Regions from separate parts of the Homo sapiens genome. Here region 1 is linked to region 2. A link is a loop called in an ENCODE intact Hi-C map of the cell type or tissue named here. Cell type or tissue: heart left ventricle. All regions are shown on one strand. Each heading gives the region's core, and the rest is flanking DNA. Links, peaks and the distances in the headings are about the cores only. Region 1 overlaps MAML3 (mastermind like transcriptional coactivator 3). Region 2 holds the start of LOC124900784 (a long non-coding RNA gene).

The links. Hi-C counts contacts between places; a loop is a spot of excess contacts. Peaks named below come from ENCODE experiments on the same cell type or tissue, not always from the same donor. Only the 100,000 strongest peaks of a DNase experiment are listed, where the experiment ranks them.
Region 1: it touches region 2 in a loop (2.5-fold over the local background); 6 of 110 quality-filtered maps call a loop at or near these places.

Annotation. Positions count from the first base shown.
Region 1 is chr4:140,093,605-140,096,508 of GRCh38, reverse strand. The region is part of intron 1 of MAML3 (mastermind like transcriptional coactivator 3); the gene reads left to right. Among named protein-coding and RNA genes, the nearest start is that of MAML3-AS1, 33 kb to the left of the region's middle. RefSeq lists an enhancer at 1,425-1,474. In heart left ventricle, for the core only: no CTCF peak of the experiment used is centred there; DNase peaks (open chromatin) are centred at 718 and 1,508; H3K4me3 peaks cover 1,121 bases; H3K27ac peaks cover 2,500 bases.
Region 2 is chr4:140,237,288-140,240,191 of GRCh38, reverse strand. LOC124900784 (a long non-coding RNA gene) reads right to left here and starts at 590. Exons shown (of 2, transcript XR_007058280.1): 1 at 461-590; 2 at 1-80. In heart left ventricle, for the core only: no CTCF peak of the experiment used is centred there; DNase peaks (open chromatin) are centred at 1,631 and 2,391; H3K4me3 peaks cover 960 bases; H3K27ac peaks cover 2,014 bases.

The DNA of each region.
Region 1 (2,904 bases), core at 118-2,617, 140 kb after region 2:
TGCAGACTAGATGACCCCTTCCACAAGTTACCTCTTTAACTTGTGTGTGGACAAGCATGTGAACTTTCGGATACGTATTTCAGCTTCTCAGAAGTGTGTCTGACTGAGGGTCCATGCTGTATTCTGGTTAGTTAAGGTTTCAAGATAAATGAGCTGTCATTCTGTGACTCATCGAGAACTGTTTTAAGCAGCTACACAGCCTTGGAGAATAAAGGATGTCTAATCATCTCCAGTTTCCTGTCCTGGTTGACGTCATTGTCACCGTCATCATCTTCAACTCCATCAAGTTATTAAGTACCCCAAAGTGCGTAAGTTGCTAGACAAAATATGTTCCATAGACACAACCGTTGGTGTCTAGGAGTCTGCCTTCTTTAAATAGGTAGCACCAGAATGGGTCTAAGGCATACTTAGGTATTGATTGCCCTGTGGTAGGTAATAGAGAGCATCAGCTAGTAATCTGAAAGTACAAATGCAATATCCCAATTGCTGAGAACCTGCTGTGTGTAACAGGAGCCCACAGTGTGTAACTGGGTGCTGAGACTACACAGGGAAATATTACCCAGTCCCTGCCCTTTAGGAGCTTGATCCAATGACAGAAATGTGTATGAAGCACTTAGCCCAGTCTGGAGGTGGGGAGTCCGTGAACAAAGTCAGAGTTATTAGCTGGGTGAAGGGGAGGAGGGGCCTTTCTCTGGAGAGGGTGGAGCCTGAACAGGAAGCAGGAAGCTTCCTGTGGCGGGGTAGGAACCAGTGCAGGTCCCTGCTGCAAGGATTGAGTGGGTGACAGTGGAGAGGAACATGGGTTCTCAGATGTTATTGGGGGGCTCGGAGGGTAGGGCAGAGGGACACAGGGCAATGGAGTTAGAATTCTGTGTTAGGCGGCCCCTGGAAAGAAGAGGGGGCAAGAAGGGCAGTGAGGAGGATGGATTTGGGCTTGAACTAGGGCTGTGGTCTTATCTCTAGATTCTGGGGGCTGGATTTGAGAAATGTGTGTGAAATAAAATTTAGAAAGCTTGCAGAGGATGTAGGAGATGAGGAGAGGGGACAGTTAAGCCTGACCCTCAGCCTGGAGCGCAGGGTGTTGTTGCCAATTGGGGGTCAAGTGGGAGAGAAAGATGAAGGATTCAGGTTTGGATATGCAGATTTGACCGTCTGTGGAGATGCTCCAGAAGCAGTGGGGGGTCCAGACGAGGCTCAGTGTGATCTCCAACATGGACAGTGGTGGGCCTACTGATTTGCTCTGTGAAAGTTGGGGAGAGCAGCTGGGATTTCTGGGAATAGATTAGGCAGGAAGGAGAGGTTCTTCCTATTCAGGCAAATTGAATCTGAAAAAAGAGAGCAAAGAAAGATGTGTGGCACCCCAAGGGCAGGTACTCTGTGACGTCCTTTGAGAAGGAGGCGGGGCTCCTGCCTGAGGCAGGGTCAGGGCAGCCCCAAGGCTGTGGGTGGCTGCAGCCTGGCTGCGGAGAGGCACCTCTGCTGCAGTCAGGGGCTTGGATCCGTCCTGCTGATTGGCCTGGGTTTTGCTCTTGGCACTCAGTGGCAAGCGTCCAGACCTCCACTGGGCTGCCACGCACAGCTAGAAGGGTGGGAGAAGAGGAACTGGTCTTTCCATACAGCGTCTTCTGGCTTTGAGACAAAAGAAAAAGAACAGCTTATTGCACACTTCATGACACAGAGAGACAGCTATTGATCAGCTGAGAAACATTACAGACAGACAGACAGGAAAGGAGGAAGGAAGCGGGAAGATGATCAAATAGTTTGTTCAGCTTGAAGCCGCATTTTTACAAACACAAAGAGCCCAGAAGAAGAGAAAGTTACTTTTGTGTGGGTCCTTAATTAGGAAGTTCACGTTGGCCACCGGCTATCTTAGGAACTACTCTCCATTGTTTGAAGTGCTCTGTCTTCATCAGAGATGGGTCAGGGTGATGACTTAAATGAGCGAGAAAGGAGTAAATTGGTTCCAAGTTTAAGGTTTTCTTAATTAGAAGGCCTGAGAGAAGATGAGTGAGGACAAATCCGAGTTTCCCTGTGTGTGGCTGGCCATGGTTGGCGGTCGCAGCATCACAGCGTTGGCCGGCTGCTGCTTAGCTTTATTTTACTTGTGATTTTTCTTTGTTATGCACCGAACAGATTCCCCTCTCTGGTATTCAGTGGGGAGCATATAGCCGGAGGATAGCAATTAGCTATAGCTAGGCCTGCTCCTCTTTGCACAGCTCAAGATGACGTGTACAATTACTTTGGCACCTCACCAGCTCTTTCAGACCTTTTCCATGCATGATGGGAAGACAGGTCCATTCTCTGAGAGTCCCTCACTCCCTCCCCCTCCCAAATTCCCCCTTACCTGGATGAAATCCTGATGTAAATGGACCTTGCCTGCAAATAGAACTGAAGGGACCTGTTACGTCATCAGGCCTGGCAGAGCTCATTGGCAGAGAAGTTAAGAGTTTTATTTTAGACCCAGAGACCAGGCTGTGCAGATCCAGCTAGAACAGGTCTCTTCTGGCTCAGCCTCAGCTGCTGGCCCTCCTGCTGTGGTTACTGGGGCTCCAAAGGATGGAATGTCAGGGGGATCATGCTGCACAGTGAGCAGGACAACCTGACGGCCAGACCGAATGCACTCCAAAGGAAATCTCAGGCTAGGGTAATACAGCCAAGGTGCTGCCTCTACAATCATGGGAGGTTTCAACCTTCTGGGAGAAAAGCCCTAATGCAGCACATGATGGTATAGATTTGATCCAGGAAGGCAGAGTAAACAAACTATTTAAAGACATGAGTCTTGGCTGGGCACGGTGGCTCACGCCTGTAATCCCAGCACTTTGGGCGGCCGAGACGGGCGGATCACGAGATCAGGAGATCGAGACCATCCTGGCTAACACGGTGAAACCCCATCTCTACTAAAAA
Region 2 (2,904 bases), core at 198-2,697:
TCATTCATTGGTCGACAGTATTTCATTAAATCCACTTCCATGGCTGGACCTAATGATTCATTTAAATATAAACAGATAACCTGTAGAAGGTGCACAAGTAGATGCTATTATTACCAATAGTTAACTTTACTACTGCAAAATGCATTTCTACACTACTTTTAACGTTTTTAGCATGCTTCCTCTCTCCCCCTCACTCCACAGTCACAGACACACACGCTTCCCCATGGTAGAATGGCAGAGAAATGGTATAATCTCCTCTATTTTACAAATGAGAAAACCTAAACTAGAAGAAGTCAGTAAACTGCCAACTCCATGCAGGTAATTACAGACAGAGTTAGAATAATCTAAGCCTTGAAACCCAGCGCTTATCCTTCCCAACTTCATTTTTTATAACCCTGAAGACTGGCTTTTTTTTCTCTTTCTGTTTTTGTACATCTTTTTTTTTTTCCCCTCCACTTACTGATCTCACAGGGCTACAGGTGCCTTCTCCATATTCCTTCTCTAGGAAGGCTTCTAAAGCAACTCTCATCTCTGAGGTTCTCAAGTAAAGTTTGCAGGAAAGTGAGAACTCAGGCATGACTGTTTGCTTGTTAAGCTTGCTCCTCCTTGTAAGCCCGAAGAAAAACCTGCCGAAAATCATATTACTGCGTCACTGGGCCCTCCAGACTGCTCTAAGTGGAGGATCCAGTCATGCTGCACAAGTCATCTGCAGGCTGAAATAGCTGCGTCGTGATGCTATTACGGACATGAGCTTGTATGAGCTTCTAAAGTGTAGCCAGGCTTAAGAATCAGAAGAGAAAGCATGGGTTGAACACCAAAAGAGCACCTTAAACTGATACTTTTTTCCTGTCGGAAATTAAATTGTAAAGCTTATTAGAAACTGATGAAGAGACACAGAAAAGCTATAGCTGATAATGTACCAACCCCATTGTTCACACATATCCAACAACGACTTAATTCTCTGCATCCCATTTGCCAAACCTGTCTGCTATTATTCCTTCCCAGCAAGTGCCCCCGAGTACCTGCCCAGTACCACTCAGCCAGAAAAGTTTCCCGAGATTTTTTAATACTGAAACAAAGAGGTCTGCAAATGGGAAACCCAATATAATAGACAGCTGGCTGCTGCTGGCCATGGCATGACTGCCCAAGCTCAGACAGAAAGAACGAATCTTCTCGAAGATGTTCCTGTCTGCCCCACTTGAGCCACTACTGCCAGGGCAGGCATCCCTGGGAAATTGCCCTGTAAAATGAGCAGCTCCTTTTCAACAGCAGACTCCCAGCTGCTTCCCACCTCGGAGGCTGCTATTGGGCATGACAGGGCAGTCCTCCTGGCCTGGCTGGCGCTCAGTGGGACTATTAGGAGCCTGGGCTGGGAGGCACAGGTGGGTGGGGGCAATGCGGCAGCCCCAGGTGGCACACCTGCCCCTTGCAGGGCCCTCTCCAGCTTTAGATTGACGGGGCTGGTGATTCTAGGGTTGGGTGCCCTTTCCAAGTGTATTGATCTCCCCTCCTCTTCCCAAATTGCGCCATGCACCTTCACCCACGCTAAAGCCCTGCCTGGAAACAGAACGCTGTGGCCAGCCCTTCCCCCAAGAGCCAGAAGGGCCAGCTCTGGCCCACAGCCAGGCTCTAAAGAAACAGCATAGGGCAGAGAGAGGCGGTGGGTGGGGCCAAGAGCCTTGTGTTACACATTCAAAGCCTAATTTTGGATCAGAGTCATCCTTGTAGCCAAGCCTGAAAGATCACTGAGGCCCCAAAATGAACCCGCAGCTCTGAGGCGGGGCCTGGACGAACCCTCAGCTCTCTTGCCCACATGCTGCTCTCCTTAGGGAAGTTAAGTTAGGCTTGTTTGGATTTTCACTGGTATTTTTTTAAGCAACATCAGTTGTCTTTTAGCCTCATGCTAGCCGAGGGCAGTTCACGTTTCCTACCCCTATCTCTCTGTACACATTCACAAAATGCCTCAGCTGAGAGGCTGACCAGAAGCCAGGGCTCCTAGTGCTACTGCCTAAGACACGCCATTCTGCTGGTGGTCACACCAGTCAGACAATAGGCCAGTCGGATGAAGGCAGCTGCAGGTGAAAGCAGGCACCTTCCCATTAACAATAGAACCAGCTCTCTCTGACTGACATGCAAGAGTCTCTTGCGAGAGGAGAAACCGGACCAGAACCAGCGCTGGCCTCTGGAAGCCACAGGAGAGAGAGAAGGGCTGCTCCCTCTTCTTACAAGGGTGTGGGCACTTCCTTCAGAGAATTTGTTGCTGCCAAGATCAGGCTGTTGCCTCCCAGGAACTCGAGGTATCGGGATGCTTGTTTGCAGAGCTGGCCAGCCAGCAGCCCAGAGCAGCTGGTTGTAATTATGCGTTGCAGCTTCAGAGGAAGTTGCTGGCTGCGGAGCGTGTGCTGGGCCTGGCTGCACATTGGCTGCTGGGCTTAAGGGAACAATGGAGATAGAAACCAGTGGCAGCAGGGGAAGGGGAGGAGCGGGACGAGGGTGAAGACAGGCAGAAAGAAAGGGCAAGAGCTGCTCCCAGCGCTGAATATGGAAAAACCCACATCTGCACTCCAAGGATCCGTCTCTTGTTCCCAGACTTAAAACAAAGTGCATGCCCCTCTGTGAACAGCCCCCTGACTTTTCTTTTTAAGCTGTACCTGCTGCACACTGTATTTAGAGAAGTGTGCCTGGGTGACATATTGAATAGCACTCCTCAGCCTGTTTAATCTAAATTGACTGCATCTTTGTAGCAGCTGGCCACAGGGAAAAACAAAAGAATTCATGATGAAAAAGGCAAATCTCTCTTGACGAGAAAGTACCTCAGCAGTGGTAGCAGCAGTTAAACATTTCAGTACCTTGCTAAATGCTGTGCCCAGATGCGTACATCAGGAGGAAAAGAAAAAAAAAAAA